2 separate regions of the Mus musculus genome follow, and region 2 is linked to region 1. Evidence: chromatin loops called from intact Hi-C (ENCODE). Cell type or tissue: heart. All regions are shown on one strand. Each heading gives the region's core, and the rest is flanking DNA. Links, peaks and the distances in the headings are about the cores only.

The links. Peaks named below come from ENCODE experiments on the same cell type or tissue, not always from the same donor. Only the 100,000 strongest peaks of a DNase experiment are listed, where the experiment ranks them.
Region 2: a loop joins it to region 1, with 2.9 times the contacts of the local background. A loop is called at or near these places in 6 of 42 quality-filtered maps.

What each region holds. Positions count from the first base shown.
Region 1 is chr13:65,239,968-65,248,297 of GRCm38, reverse strand. It overlaps Gm36445 (predicted gene, 36445), which reads right to left and starts at 6,783. Exons shown (of 4, transcript NR_165655.1): 1 at 6,126-6,783; 2 at 531-657; 3 at 269-329. In heart, for the core only: a CTCF peak has its summit at 4,821 (motif pointing right); DNase peaks (open chromatin) are centred at 6,377, 6,997 and 7,417; H3K4me3 peaks cover 2,932 bases; H3K27ac peaks cover 2,404 bases.
Region 2 is chr13:64,312,098-64,320,427 of GRCm38, reverse strand. Prxl2c (peroxiredoxin like 2C) reads left to right here and starts at 7,718. Exons shown (of 6, transcript NM_025370.3): 1 at 7,718-7,935; 2 at 8,093-8,161. The coding sequence starts at 7,744. It overlaps Gm31128 (a long non-coding RNA gene), which reads left to right. Exons shown (of 3, transcript XR_382570.2): 3 at 3,773-3,878. In heart, for the core only: CTCF peaks have their summits at 453 (motif pointing right), 4,767 (motif pointing left) and 7,590; DNase peaks (open chromatin) are centred at 1,837 and 7,717; H3K4me3 peaks cover 991 bases; H3K27ac peaks cover 1,217 bases.

The sequences.
Region 1 (8,330 bases), core at 144-8,143:
TCCAGAACATATTAAAATTTCCTCAGAGGCATAGTTGTATCAGCTTGCACATGAAAATTACCTTTCATGCCGAGCGGTGGTGGCACATGCCTTTAATCCCAGCACTTGGGAGGCAGAGACAGGCGGATTTCTGAGTTTGAGGCCAGCCTAGTGTACAAAGTAAGTTCCAGGACAGCCAGGGCTACACAGAGAAACCCTGTCTCAAAAAACCAAAAACCAAAAACCAAACCAAAAACAACCCCCCACCCCCCCCAAAAAAGAAAATTACCTTTCATGACTTTTAGAACTTTGACATTGTTCTTCAATATGATGATCTTCCCAATTGTAGCCTAAAACACAGTACCAAAAAAACGAATGAGAGACTATTGGAAATTAGACAAAATTCAAGTTCCTGTGAATTCTCATAGCAATGAACCTGATTTATTCACATCAATCTTCCTTGTTTTCAATTGAAAGGGCAGAAGTTCATCAATAACCAAGAAACATTTGTTCTCTTATTTTGAAAAGCAAGAGAAAATTCACAGTCCTACCTATAGCAATGAGGTTCCAGTAGGTCTCCAGCATCACGTCTTTGTAGAGATTCATCTGGGAAGGATCCAGCAAATCCCACTCTTCTTTAGTGAAGTTCACATGCACATCATCATAAGTCACTGAATCCTAAAATATCCCATAAATGTGTACAACACAAAGCATGATACTGACATCACTGTAAAGTAAATGTACACTTCCTCCACAATATATCCATATATTTCTGGTGCTTCCTCCACTGATTTCTTCACACAGGAGTTATAATCTAATCATCCTGTCATTTTAGAAGGAACTTGAAATATAGTGTTCACCTGTGTTGCTTTTGCACCTTTTGAATAGGAGAAATTAAAAAAAGAACTTAAATAAGGTTTAAACAGTTACAAATGGAGAGATGAAAATACTAGTAATATAAATGTTGATCATAAATAAGCAACATAGGGCCGGAGAAATAGCTCAACAGTGAAAAGCTCTTGCTGGTCTTCCACATAATGGTGGTCAATTTCTAGCATTTATGTGGAGACCAACAACAAACTGTTACTTCAAGATCAGGAGTTATGCCGGGCGTGGTGGTGTACGCCTTTAATCCCAGCATTTGGGAGGCAGAGGCAGGAGGATTTCTGAGTTCAAGGCCAGCCTGGTCTACAGAGTGAGTTCCAGGACAGCCAGGGCTACAACAGAGAAACCCTGTCTCAAAAAAAAACCAAAAACCAAAAAAAAAAAAAAACCCCCAAAAAACCCCCAAAAAAACCAAACCAACCAACCAAACAAACAAACAAAAAAGATCAGGAGTTATGAGGCCGTCTTCCAAAAACACTAAAGATGAATACACACATGATATTCATATTCATGCACACAGGCAAAATGCTTCTATTTAAAAATTTCAGAACAAACACAAGAGTTAGGCAGAATGTCACACACCTAGAGTCCAATGACTCTGAAACCTCAGGTAGTACTGATGTATGAACATGAGCATATGCCATCCTGAGAAATATTGTATCATCTATATAAGTGGCCAAATTTTAAAATTAAAGATGTGGATTAAGAGCTACACAAAAACATATACTTATTCGACAAAAATATATCAGGTAGCTTATATGGTTTCTATACCTACTATCAGGACAGAAAGGGCTCCACAGAGAAATTTTGTCTTAAAAAAACAAAAACAAAAGAATAAAGTAAAAATATAAAACAACGAGGCTTCCAAAATAGCTTATCATTAAATCGCAAATGTTTATACTTTTAAAGATTTATTTATTTTCTGTAGGTGAGTCTTCAGACACACAAGAGGAGGGCATCAGATTCCATTACAGATGGCTGCGAGCCACTATGTGGTTGCTGGGAATTGAACTCAGGACCTCTGGAAGATCAGTCAGTACCCTTAACCACTGAGTAAACTCTTCAGCCCCAAATGTTTATACTTTTGTGAATACCTCTTGTGTATCTTATGTGATATAGGGACAGAGTTCAAATGGTGAATATATGGGAGCATGAGAAGAAAGCCAAAGGATTAAACTAATCCACAACACAGTAGACACACACACACACAAAACTCTGTCCTGTCTAAAAGAAATGCAGGGGCAAAGACGGATCAAAGACAGAGGGAATGGCCAATGAAAACTCGCCCAACTAGGGACCCTTCCCATGGGCTAGCACCAATCCATGACAGAATTAGTGATATTCCACACAGGAGTCTTGCATAACTGTCTATTGAGAGGCTCAACCCAGTAGCTGACTGAAACAGATGCAGAGAACCACAATCAAACACTGAATAGATCTTGGAGACTCTTATGGAAGAGTTGGGGGAAGGATTGAAGGCCCTAAAGAAGATAGGAACTCCACAGTAAGACCAACTGACTCAACTCTCCTGGACCTGTGTGGACACTCAGAGTCTGAACCACCAATCAAACAGCATACACAGGTTGGACTAAGGCCCCTGGCACATTAGTAGCAGATGTACATTCTTCATGAGGGTCCTCCAACAACTGGAGCAGAGGCTGTCCTTAAAGCTGCTGCCTATCTTTGGAATCTGTTCCCTCACTGAGCTGCCATGTCTGGCCTCAGTGGGAGAGGATGCACTTCATCTACCAGAGACGTGACATACCACAGTGTGGGGATACTTATGGGCCCACACCTCTAAAAGGGGAAACAGAGGAGATTGGGAGGAGGGACTCTGTGAGGGCAAGGGACCTAGAGTTGGGACAGTGATCAGGGTTATAATGAATATATAACTTATTAGAGAAACAAACAAAAAAGCAAGAAAGCAATTTTATTTTTAACTCATACACACTATCATCTCCCCAAAACGAATCTGGAAAGGCTCCTCCTACAAGAACTTCCACAAGTTCCATCTTATCTAGAACTTTTTTTTTAAAAAATCAACTGCATTTAGACCCTGGACACTATAGGCTCATGTTCATCCTGTGATGAAAATGCATTCAGTCTACAGTGATCCTCATAGTGTGTAGGAGACCCTGCACTGTTCAATGTCTAAAGTCTCTTCTGACACTCAAGGCAATATTTGAAGGCCACATACAAAGGATGGACTGAGGCCCCCACCATATATGTAGTTTATGTGCTACTCAGTCTTCACGAGGGTCCCCCAACAATTGGAGTGGGGGATGACCCTTAAGCTGTTGCCTGTTTGTCCAAACTATTCCCCTAACTTGGCTGCCTTGTTTGACCTCAGTAGGAGAGGATGTGCCTAACCTGCAGATTTGACATGCCAAGGTTGAGGGATACTCAAGTGGTTCCCACCCTCCCTGGGAAGATAAAAAGGAGTCAGGTATGAGGGACTGTGTAATATGGAATGGGGAGGGGATAGCGATTAGAATGTAAATTGAATAAATAAATAAATGGGAAAAGTGAAGAAATACATGTAAATAGAATAAAAATATACAAATTAGTACATAATTTTTAGATTTTTGCCCTATTCAGTATTTCAGGGAAAAAGCTGAGTAGGAAAGATTTTTGGCCAAAATATCACACAAATGACCTCTAGCTAAATTTCTCACAAAGTCTATTTTCCACTGACATACTATAACCTGAACTTCCTCTGGCTGCAATACTGTCAACACTCCAATCTTCCAGGTCCTATGAGAGCAACCAATTAAGCTCCATGTACAGCTTTCTATGACTTTTGCCATCTCATTTTCTGATACTTTCCACACTCCTTCAAAAGAGAACATAGATTCTAACAACAAAATCTCATTTTGATACCATTTTTTTGGGTTGTTAATGTTCTAACTTGCTACTCTGCTGCTGTGATTGAATCCTGAGTAAAATCATCTCAGGTAATAAATGGTTGTTGTACATGGTTCTGTCAGATCACAGTCCATCATTCTGGAAAGTTAAAATAGAAACTAAAGGCAGAGAATGAAGGGGAAAAAAACGAAAAACGAAGGACAAACACTGTTTCCTGGCTTGCTTTCTTGCTTGGTCACTGTCACATTCCCACCTAGCTTCATCTAGCCCAGACCCACTTGCATAGGAATATTGACACCCTCAGTAGAAGAGCCTTCCCATATCAATCATCAACACTCTCTCTCATAGATACAGAAAGCAGGCATTCTGCTGAGCGCACACCCTCAATTATAAGGCTCCTTCAAATGACTGTAGCTCTGAAATGTTGAAAATTTAAGACAATTATAACACAGAGACAGTAATAAATGAGGAACTTGTAAAAGCCCAAAACCTGAGCTAACCATTACAGGAGGTCCTGACACCACAAGAGGGAGTTGGAGTTGGGGCTGAGTCAGGACAAAATGGGAAATGCAGCTAGCTCAGAGCAAGGAAGGATACACTGAAATGGGGAGTTCAGAGCCTGTGCTGCCCTGGGGTGAGCTGTCTTTAACCCTGGGTTCCTAGGCCAGTGAAACTAAAGAGATGGCTAAAACAGCAGGAAGGTAAACAGAGGAGCAGATTGCCCAACAGACCTTGAAATAAGACTGCTGGTCTAAGGAAGATATGGTAACTTTGTTGGAATGGATGAAGAACTTTCTATCTACTGACAGCTCCAAGTTCAAAACTACAGAGTCACATATGGCCTGGGAACAGAGTCAATCACATGGGGGATAAATGAGGTCTTTGTCCTTTCCAACCTGTAAAACAGGGTAGGGAGAGCTTGATTTTGCCCTGGATGCTGTCTTGAAGAGCTTTCCGTCATGGGCAGTGTAGGTCCTGGTCCTCTTGGTAAGGATTTAACTCCAAGGTGAGTAACTAAATTGATTGGGATGGAAAGTCTCTTCCTCTCAGTCACAGAATAGTAGTGTCACACACATAAAAGACAGCCACAAGGGGGAGGTAAAGGCCACCCAGCAGATTCCTCCATTTGCACAGAGTAGAAAATGAAGATAGATAGGATGGCAGCTGTAAATTTGCTCTAACCTTCCGAGCAATTACTACCACGGGCACACCGTCCCCTATACCAGACTCTGGAACATCTTCCAAGCCCTTTGTGGCTATGACTCTCCAGAGTATCATTGCAGTGGTGTTCCACATTCGCTTTGGTCATCTCCCTCCACAAATACTCAAGAAAAATCCAAAAACCAAAACACACAGAGAAAAATTTGACAGACAAGCCACTGACACAAAGAACAACAATGACTCATCTTTACAGTCAGCCTTTTGCGATGATATCATAAACAGCCAGGGCCTGGGGGTTGAGGGGGTGCCCTGGGGGAAGAGGGGGCTGCGAGGAGGGGGAGAAATACAAGGCAGGGATGCTGCAGAGGAGGGGGGTGCTCCTCCCTGCAGGCCTGGACCTGCAGGGAGCAGGATGGAGAGGACAGTGGAAAGGCACAACTGCAGCATCAAAGGATGGGGCAGGGGCAGGGGGTGCCAGGGTCACAGGCAGAGATTCAGGCCACTCTTGACCCCTCTGGTCACTCTCACCCCCGCCCCATCCTGCCCCGCAGCAGCTTCGGCCCCGCCCCAGCCCCCACCCCTGGCAAGGAGATTAGCCGGAACATTTTTAGACTCAGGCCAAAGCAGCTGCTCAGAGATGACCCCGAAGACCAGGCTTTTGACCCCTCAGGTCTCTTTAGAGTCACTCTCAGGTGTGCTGGTTGGAACACAGCTATCAGGGTTGGTGCACCTCTCTCCCCCTTCCTTCCTGGCAGTGACCCTGTGAGGTCACACTGTCCGCCGTGGCCACGCCCCCTAACCATCGCCACTCAGGTCCCTAACGGGGACACGGAGCCCACACGTGGCATTCACGAAACAGCCCTGGGACACCCGTGATTCCGCCCTACCCACCCCCGCGCCTGCCCGAAGTCCTGCGGAACCAGGACAGAAAAACGAAGTTGCAACCCCAGGCCAGCTCCACCAGCGCCTACAGCACTGCAGGGTCATTCCAGTCACCACCCAAGGAACGGTCACGCGTGCCCGGGCGGGGGTCCGAGTTCGGCGGGGTGGGAGTGGGGGGTCACAGAGTGTCTCTGGGATGGCGCGGTGCTCCCTGTCCACTGAGGTAACCTCTGACATCCCACGTGACCCTTGACCTGTTATTTGGAGCTGCCCTCACACTTGACCCCGATAACATACGTGAACTCCTAACCTGTGACCCCAACATCTATATTGCCTTGTGACCCCGACTGTACCGGTATACGCCTATCTTCCTCCTCTCACAGCCTCGGCCACTCCACGTCCTGGTCCCTCCCCCACCCACCGGCTAGGGATTCCCATGACCTCAGATGTCCTCCTGTGACGTCACAACCCCCCGCCCCCCCCCGTCTAGGCTTCCACATTGTCACTCACCTCTCTAGGTCCTGTTGTCGTCGTCGTCCTCCTCCGGCCTCGTGCTGGTCGGGCGCAGGCGGGGGCGCCAAGGGACAGCGCGTGGGCAGGGTCAGAGGTCGAGTGGTGGGGTGTTGCGGCATCGTGGGTGGCGGGGTCGGGAGACTCGGAGTCACGAGTGGTTCACGGTTAGAGAGGTCAAGGGTCTTGGGGTCGGGGCTCGCAGGGTGGGGTATTACGGGGTCACGGGTGATCGAGTCAGAGGTCGCAGGGTCGGGGGTCGCGTCCTGGATGCGCCGCAGCCGGTCCGGCAGAGCGCGGTGTGTATTGGGATCGCGGATCCAGCACAGGAACAGCTGGTACATCTTAATCTGCAGCCGAGGCTGCAGCGGCTTCCCAGGCGGCATGGCGGCGACGGAGGTGCGGGATGGGCCAACAGACTGGCCCGAAGACCCGGGACACGTCCGCGGACACACAGACACACAGACGAACACACGGACCCCGGAACAACCGCTAAGATCTGAGGCTTAAAAACCGCGCTCTGGTACTAGTGATCTATTCCGGCGCGGCGTGATGGCGTCACAACCCCGCGACCAAAACAAAACGGCCACGCTGAGCGATAACTTACAGGGCTGAGACTATAACCAGGCGGCGTTGCTTTCGGCTAAAGGGGATCAGTTCACAGGGTACTAAAAGCGGGCGCGCAGCGATTGCGTCACCAGGCGGGAAGACAACAAAGAGGCGGTGCTGACGGACCCGGGCCAAGGAGTGAACAAGGTGGCTGCTGTCAAGTTTCGAAACAGTCTCGGCAGCCCCCGTCAAGAATGCGGGCCAGCAGTGATGGCGTCACTGGCTTCATCCAAAACAAGGCGGTCGCGCAGATGAACAGGGCGTGTGAGGGTACTGTCAGGAGCTGCAGCAGAAACAACAAAAACAAGAGGGCAGGCCCACCGTGAGACTTGGGTGGCCGGTGACAGCACGGACTTGCTTCGTCACATAACAACCCCTAGCGGGCTCACCAGTCCAGGGGAGTAGCCGCGAGGTCGCCCTCGCAGTCTCCCGAGGAGCTCGCGATGGTGGGATTGAGGGGGAAACGAAGAGACTTGTACGCATGCGCACTTCCAAACTCAAAGGCCAGTCCCACAACCAGGCGGTTGGACATGCGCACTAGTGCCCACTCGCTGAGGGGACCGGGACACATGCGCACTGGGTTTTCCATGCTACTGAGGCAACTACATAGTGCGATCTTCCAGTTGGCATGCGCATTGGGTGAGTTGCACGGTGCTGAGTAGCACCTGCACACTGTGAAGATGCTGGCTGAGCCTCCCCACGCCCTCAGGAAATCTTAGTCACTGAAACAGAGGCAGGGGCCTGGCTCTCGTCACTCAACCCTGTCAGTCACAGTGACAGAGGGCAGGACCAGGCTCCTGTCAGTCACCACGCCTGTCAATCACTGTGACAGAGGGCAGGACCCGGTTCCAGTCAGTCACCACCACACCTTCCCCACCCTTCCACCAGTGCTTGCCCGGATCTGGCTCAGAATTGAGTAGGAGGTAGGTGGGGCGGGCAGGAGCTGAGGCACAGAAACAGTGTGATTACGGAGCTGAGGGAGGGGGATGGCTAACCTTCCCAGCAATTAATATCAGGGGCACACTGTCCCCTATACCAGGCTCTGGAACATTTTCCAAGCCCCTGTGGTTACAATTCGGCAGGGGTCCCACTGTACCAGGATTCCAAGTTCCAACTAAAGAGTCAACTCCTTCCAGGAAGACTCAAGAAAAATCCGAAAACCAAGGCAAAAAGTTACAATGCCAACCAAGTGCTTGCTGACAGGAGCCTGATATAGCTGTCTCCTGATAGGCTTTGCCAGTGCCTGGCAAATACAGAAGTGGATGCTCACAGCCATCCATTGGACTGAGCATAGAAGTCCCCATTGGAGGAGCTATAGAAAGGATCCAAGGAGCTGAAGGGGTTTGCAGCTGACAGCTCAGGAACTTTGGGAAGGTCATGGAACACTTGCCCCTACAGAAGGGAGAGAGAGGCTAATTAACATTCTTCTGACCACAGGG
Region 2 (8,330 bases), core at 137-8,136, 930 kb after region 1:
GGAAGGCTATAAATATAGCCCAGCAGACAGCGGATGATGCTGCACAGGCACTGGCTCACCTGGCCTTCCTTGCTGATCGTCGTTTGCTGTGACTTTGTAAAGAGAAATGTACCAAAGAATTTCCAGTGACTTCTTGCCACTTCTGTGTGGGCTCAGGCTGATTGGCAGGAGCCTTTCCGTCTCTCCTGGATAGAGCTGCTGATTCTGACTCATGTGAGCTGAGCTGCTGGTATCCTGACCACAGAGACTGGATTTGCCCCCAAAGAACTATTTCTAAACAGCTCCACATCCTTCTTTGCCCAGTTAACTTTTCCACTACCTCTGGTGGGCTAGAAGGGAGGTTAAACCATTTAACAACCCTTAGTAAAGTAGAGTTTGAAAAATCTAAGCCTACAGATAGCCTTTAAAAAGAACTATTTTGAGTATACTGTGGCTGTCTTCAGACTCACCAGAAGAGGGCATCCTATCCCATTACAGATGGTTGTGAGCCACCATGTGGTTGCTGGGAATTGAACTCTAGACCTCTGGAAGAGCAGTCAGTGCTCTTAAGTGCTGAGCCATCTCTCTAGCCCTACAGAGAACTTTTTGATATAATGAAATAGAAGGTGCCAACAGATTCAGGACTTTGGATGAACCTAAAATATAAGAAATAGATTTTGTTGATTTTTTTTTTTTAGTTGAGTGATAAGCAGTCTGCTTGTCTGGGGTTTCTATACTTTTGGTGAAGTAATTTGTCTAGAAGTACTTCTTTCTCAGGCTCATAGCACTTTCTTATAGCCAACCACAGCTTCTTTAAAAATACAAATTTCAGCTGGGTGTGGTGACGCAAACCTTCAATTCCAGCACTTAGAAGGCAGAGGCAAGTGGATCTCTCTGAGTTTGCGGCCAGCCTGATCTACAAATTGAGTCCAGGACAGCCAGGTCTCTGTTACACAAAGAGACCCTTTCTCAAAAAACCAAACCAAACCAAATCCCTGTACCTAGAGGGAACCGAATGGCCATTAGCACTAACATGGATATTCTGGGTTGGACAGGAACTAAAATGTTTATGATTGTTTTGGATCCAAGCACCCAAGTAACATGTCCAGCCTTTGCAGAGGTAGTGAGCGCCTAGATTTGGATTGTGGGGATTGGGCAGGGTTTCCTGGGGAACACGGAAGCATTCAGATGAATGCTTTAGGCCAATGCAAGATAGTGTGGCTTTCACATACGAATGTAGTGTAAGAATTTATATGCGAGCTGACAAGATGGCTTTGCCGGTGAAGGCCTACTATGCAAACTCAACGACTGAGTAAAATGCCCAATTGCCAGATGGTGGAAGGAGACAAAGACTCCCCCCAGTTGTCATCTTGACCTTCACACATGCACTGTGACAGGGGCATACATATCCATACCTATGCAAAAAAGTAAACAAATATGTAACCTTACACATTACAATGTAAAGTCCTCCCTGCCTGCTTAACATTAGATTGGTCTCAGTGGGTCAGAGAGGGAACAGAGAAGAAATGGTTTCTCTCTGTCTTACATTCCCTTGGCTCCAAGCCTGAGGGTCTAAAGCAGTGCTTCTCACCCTTCCTAATGTTGCCACCCTTTAGTACAGTTCCCCATCTGTGGTGACCCCCAACCATAAAACTTTTTTCATTGCTACTTCATAACTAATTTTGCTACCGTTTTGAATTGTACTATAAATGTCTATGTTCTTCAGTGATCTTAGGTGACCCCTGTGAAAGGGTCATTTTGCCCCCAAAGGGTTACTTCCCACAAGTTGATAATTGCTGGTCTAAATGTACTTAGAGACTAGAGCAAAGCCAGAGGCCGGCCTTCCGGAAGCTTGCTCAGCCATCTGGCAAGGTGCCTCCTCCACTTGGCTGCTCCCCACACCACAGGGTGTTAATGAACCCTCAACTGGAAGAAGATTTCTCTTGAGAAGTGAGCCAAGTGGAAACCACTCTTTTAACCTGTTGAAAGCTACACAGGGATTAGGGAAATGGCTCAGTGGGCTAAAGCACTTGCCAGTTCAGCCCTTGAGACTCTCCTGAAGAAGGACAGCAACCCTCCATGTGAATGACATGGTACATACTCTGACCCTCTGCACAAAGTGATTAATTAATTTAAAAAATTATCCTTGGGACTAGAGCGATGGCTCAGCGGTGAAGAGCACTTGTTCTTGAAAAGAGCTAGAATTCAACTTCTAGCTCTCACATGGTGGCTCACAACTCCATAACTCCAGTTCCAGAGCATATGATACCCGCGTTTGACCTCCAAGGGCACCAGCCATGCATGTAGCGCACAGACATACACACACAGGCAAAAACAAACAAACAAACAAACAAACAAACAAAACCTTATACACAAATAAATCTTGAACCAGGCATAATGGTGCATGTTTTTAATCCCAGCATGAAGGCAGATGGATGTCTGAGTTCAAAGCCAGCCTGGTCTACATAGCAAGTAGACAAGGATGGCCAGTACTACAAAGAGAGACTCTATCTCAAAACAAAACAAAACAAACAAAACAAAAAACAAACAAACAAAACAGTTGGGGGCTGGAGAGATGGCTCAGAGGTTAAGAGCACTGACTGCTCTTCCAGAGGTCCTGAGTTCAATTCCCAGAAACCACATGGTGGCTCACAACCATCTATAATGGGATCTGACACGGTCTTCTGGTGTATCTGATGACATCTATGGTGTACTCATATAAATAATAAACCTTAAAAAATCAAATATTAAAAAGTTTAAAGCTATGCAGATTCTGTTTTTATTTTGGTTTGGTGGCTGGAGATGATAGCATTTTTGTGTATAGTCCCAATCTGCCTTGAACTTTCTGGCCTATAATTCAGGAAGGATCCTCCTGCTTTCAAGTGTTGGGATTACAGATATGCACCACCACACCTGGTCTTATGTAATACCACTTTATCAATTGAGCTGTATCTCCAGCCCCTAGAGAATATATTTTTTTAAAAAAAGAATTATTTAGCCGGATGTGGTGGCGCATGCCTTTAATCCCAGCACTCGGGAGGCAGAGGCAGGCGGATTTCTGAGTTCGAGGCCAGCCTGGTCTACAAAGTGAGTTCCAGGACAGCCAGGGCTATACAGAGAAACCCTGTCTCGAAAAACCAAATTAAAAAAAAAAAAGAATTATTTTATATAAAAAAGTACACTGTAGCTGGCTTCATACACACATCAGATCCAATTACAGATAGTTGTGAGCCACCAAGTGGTTGCTGGGAATTGAACTCAGGACCTCTGGAAGAGCAGTCAATGTGCTCTTAACCACTGAGGCATCTCTCAGCCCTGAGAATATATTCTTTATAAAATTTTCTTTCAGGAGTTTGGGAGATAGTTCAGTTGATAAAGAGCTTGCCATACTAGCATGAAGACTCGAGTTTAATCCCTAGAACCTTCCTAAGAAGATAGGTACATATAATCTCAGTGCTTGGGGCTTGCTAGCTGGCCAATGTAGCCTTCCTGGTGAGTTCCAGATCTCAGAAAGAGAGAGAGAGAGAGAAACCTTGTTTCGAAAAACAAGGTAGATCACTCCTGGGAAATAACACCCAGGATTGACTTCACATGTGCACACACATAGCAAATAAAGTAAAACATGGATATCAAGTCTGTTCTGTAGATCACTTTGTCCCTTGTGATTCATTGTCCCAACACAATCTCTAACCTCGATTCCTAAGTGGAAAGGGTGGAATGTGGTATTGGTTTGTCTTGCCATTTGTTTAACAAGAGCCCAGTGATGCCCATTATGTACCAACTTGTATTTTAGGTGCAGTGGAAGGCAGAGCAGTGACTGAAATAGATCCCCTCAGAAAGGTGTCATATTTTACCGGAGACAGAAATGGTAAGAGCTGAAGAGATGGCTCAGTGGTAAAGAGCACTGACTGACTCTTCCAGAGGTCCTGAGTTCAATTCCTAGCAACCACATGGTGGCTCACAACCATTTGTAATGGGATTGGATACCCTCTTCTGGTGTGTCTGAAGATAGCTAGAGTGTACTCATATAAATAAAATGAATATTTAAAAAATTTTTAAAAAGTGAAATGCAGTTGGGCAGTGGTGGCACACGCCTTTAATCCCAGTACTTGGGAGGCAGAGGCAGGTGAATTTCTGAGTTGGAGGCGAGCCTGGTCTACAGGGTGAGTTCCAGGACAGCCAGGGCTATACAGAGAAACCCTGTCTAGAAAAAAGAGAGAGAGAGAGAGAAAGAAAGAAAGAAAGAAAGAAAGAAAGAAAGAAAGAAAGAAAGAAAGAAAGAAAGAAAGAAAGAAAGAAAGAAAGAAAGAAAGAAAGAAAGAAAGAAAGAAAGGAAGAAAGAAAGAAGGAAGAAAGGAAGAAGAAAGAAAGAAAGAAAGGAAGGAAGAAAGAAAGAAATGCATTAGTAAATTATACAGTTATTCACTGAGGAATAACTGAACCAAGACTTAAGGAGAATGACATCAGCACCTGGTCAGTACCTTCCCAGAAGAGAGGCCATGTGTCAAAGGCTCTGAGGAGGAGCAAGCAGGTGAAATTAGGCAAGTGCAGGATTTCAGTATGGTCAGAGGTCAGCTTCAAGGAAAACAGGAAATGATGTCAGGGGTGACAAGACTAGAGTCCATAAATTCTAGGGATCTCTGGCCTATCTGGATACCAGAAATGTAGAAAGGAACTCGTTTGAATGGGTGCAAAGCAGTAGAGGAGCTACCCTGGTCCCACCAAAATGTAACCAAACAAATAAATGTGCGGTTATAAGTTTTCCACTTATATGTAAACAGTGCCCTCTAGTGGCCTTATCTCTAGTAACACCAACAAAGTTCTCTGTAAAACATTCTATTCTCACACACATGTGTAAAGGTCAGAGGACAACTTCTGGAAGTTGGTTTTCTCCTCCCATTTGGGTCTTTATCAGCTCAGACATCTCGCCAGCCTCTTTGTAAAATATTGCACCTGGCAGTTGTGTGTAAAAAGCTGGTTCTTCATACCATGTTGACTGCTATCTTTTCATTAAGTGAGCCACTCTGGTATGTGAAACAGAACAAGAATTCTTGCAAAAGTACAGTTTTTTATGCCCTCCTTTGTTTGGAGTAATGACACAGAGACGTGGCATATTTAGGAAAATCTTCAGGCACTAACTTGGGCAGATTTCAAGCTATTCTAACCTGACTATGCTGGCCTGACCTACTTCTGAGCCACATAGCCTGTTACCTGCCATCTTACTCCAATTCTCTGTCTTCATTCATGTCCTGATAGAACTCTCCACCTTCTACCTGAGACCCCCTCTCTCTCTTTGTCCAGGCACAGAAATCCCACCTTATCCTCTCTCTCTCCTTCCCAGCTATAGGCTAGTCAGCTCTTTATTTAACCAATCAGGAGTTGATAGAGAACAATGTTTTACAAAATACTGAGTCATTCCAAAGTCTAGACTGCAGTCAGATCTCTGGGTACAGAAATCAGCACATGAATACACAGTGCACATGAGTACAATGCACATGAATCACAGTGCACATGAATCAAGTGCACATGAATACACAGTGCATGAAAACACCCCCAACAAATTCTGATCCATCACATTTTCCACCATGCTGGATTAATTCACATAAACCCATATAATATTTTATCTGACTTCTGAACAGTAAGTTGTGATTTTGTTTTGTCCTAACATGTCAGCTATCTTTGGGAAGACTTCATGATTTGGGGTTATAGAGAACAACACACAGGTCAATGTCTCCTTCAGAGTTAGTGCAACAAGGACAGCACCCAGAGTCCAGACAGTTTCTACTATTACTGTGTTCTTTTCCACCCGAACCCTAGTTCCAGAATAACAGCTCAGATGATTATCATTTATTTTTAAATGCCTAGGCCTTAAGCTCATAGCTCAGTTATCCAGTTTATATTATCCTATGTCTGTCACCTGGCTCGTTACCTCTCCTCAGCTTTATACGTCTGACTTCCTCCGAGTCCACGTAGTGAATCTCTTACACTTAACTCTTCCCCAGAGTTCCTCTCTCTCTGTCAGATGTCCCATCTTCTAATCATGCCTCAGCTTTTTATTGACAAGTGATACTTCCACAGAGTACATGAGATTATCCCTACATTCTACAGTTAAAGTGCTTTGTTTATTAGAAAGAAACTGGGTCAGGACATAGCTCTGCTTACCTACTGCCAAGCCTGACAACCTGGATGCAATCTCTTGTGCCCCACGTGATGGAAGGACAGAACTGACTCCCACAAGTTGTCCTCTGATCTCTACACAGGTAGTGTCACAATGTGCCCACATGCGCACATACAGTAAGTACAATACAAATTCTTAGACAGAGGAATACAGAGCTGACTGAAGTAAAAATGCAAAATTTGTTACCGAGATCAAAGGTTGACTCAAATAGAACCCACCTACAGGATAGAAGCCTTAACTGTGTTAGGAATTCTTTCTTGTATGCACTCTTTGTGCGTGCTTTATTTGTTTCTGTGGTCTCCTTTGAAGAAACAGGCATAGAAGGGACTTACTGCTCTGCCTACAATGACTGGTCCTGATTACTGAGGAGAACAGGGGACTAAGGAAGTGTCTGGAAAACAGGCTGTCCCATAGAATGTTTAAAGACAATGGAAATGAGTTTGGTCACTGTATCGGGTAAAGACCCACAACCAGCTGAAGTGGCTTCTCTGGGAAAAGGGAATACAGAATGGGAAATGTAAGGCGGTGATTACAAATGCCAGGTGCTGGGCCTGGGAGATGGCACTGTAGATAAATGCACTTGCCATGAGTTCAATATTTGGGATCCACACGATGGAAGCAGAGAGCCAACTTCCAAAAGTCCTTCGACTTCCACACACAAGAGGAACTTGTATATACCCACAAAGAGACAACACACACACACACAAAATAAATAAAATGTAATTTAAGTTTTATTTGTTATTTTTTTTTTTTTTGAGACAGGGTTTCTCTGTGTAGTCCTGGCTGTCCTAGACCTGTCTTGTAGACCAGGCTGGCTTCGAATTCAGCCATCTGCCTGCTTCTGCCTCCCAAGTGCTGGAATTAAAGCGTGCACCACCACAGCCTCAGCTATTAATCTAAAAATTTTAATGAACTGTTATTTTTAATTTCTTCCTCCCCACCCACTCCTCCTCTGTCTCTCTCTCTCCATTCCTCTGTCACTCTTTCTGTGTGAGTGCAGATGCCTGCAGAATCCCCAAGAAAGTGTCAAGAGTTACAGGCAGTTATGAACATTTGATGTGGGAACTGAGAATCTAACTTGGGTCCTCTTTCAGAGCAGTAGGCACTCTGAACAGTGCCTACTGTGGGTGCCAGAGTATCAGATACCCTGAGACTAGAGTTGTGAGCTGCTATGTGGATGCTGGAAACTGAACCCCCTGGTTCTCTACCAGATAAGCCAGGGCTGTTAACCCCTGATCTATCTTTCCAGTCCTTCTTCAGCATTTCCTGTGTTACGACTGTAAAGAATATGATTTTTATTGGAAAGTGTTGTAGGCAGTAGAAAGAGGGAGTGCCTCAGCCGCACCTCCCATAGCACTGTCCCCTCCCTTGGTATTCAAACTGGAAGAACGGTTTGGAGTGTTTTCCTTCTGTAGCTCCGTAGCGTCCCTTGTGGCCACGCCTCCGAAGGGTCGGCCCCGCGTGGCCCCGCCTCCAGTCCCCTCCTCACCCTCGTGACCCCGCCTTTCCAGTCTCAGCCCCGCCCCTCCCCCTTAACCCCGCCCCCCGCGGTCGGTGGCTGACCTGAGCGGTCGCCCTCCTCCGCGATGGCCGCGCCGGTGACGCGGCAGGTCAGCGGCTGCGCAGGCCGGGTCCCGAGCCCGGCTGGCTCGGTCACAGAGCGCGGGCAGCCGCTAGCGGCCGCCGTAGCGGAGCTGCCCGTGCTGGACGCGTCTGGGAGACGGGTGACGTTCGGAGCGCTGTTCCGAGAGCGGCGAGCCGTGGTGGTGTTTGTGAGGGTGAGCACGGGTAGGGCGGGAGGGGAAGTGCCTCTCGTTGGCCGCCCAGATCCTGGGCCGCGGCGGGTGCAGCACCTCGCCTGGAACCGACCGCCCGGACCTTCTGGAACCTGGCTGCTACCTTGTTGACGTGCTCTTCTGCATGGTTGCCTTTCAGCATTTCTTGTGTTACGTCTGTAAAGAATATGTCGAAGATCTGGCCAAAATCCCCAAGAGCGTCCTCCGAGTAAGTTTCCCGAGTGAGCAACAGCGGCCGATGCAGTGGGGGTGAGCTGTGGGTGGGTGGCCCCTCCTTCATCCTCTGGGGCTGCTGAGACCCACGGGGGTCTATTTCTGTCCTAATGCGCTCTTTTGCGCCCTCTTGGGATCGGACTACCATAATTTTACCTGGTAAA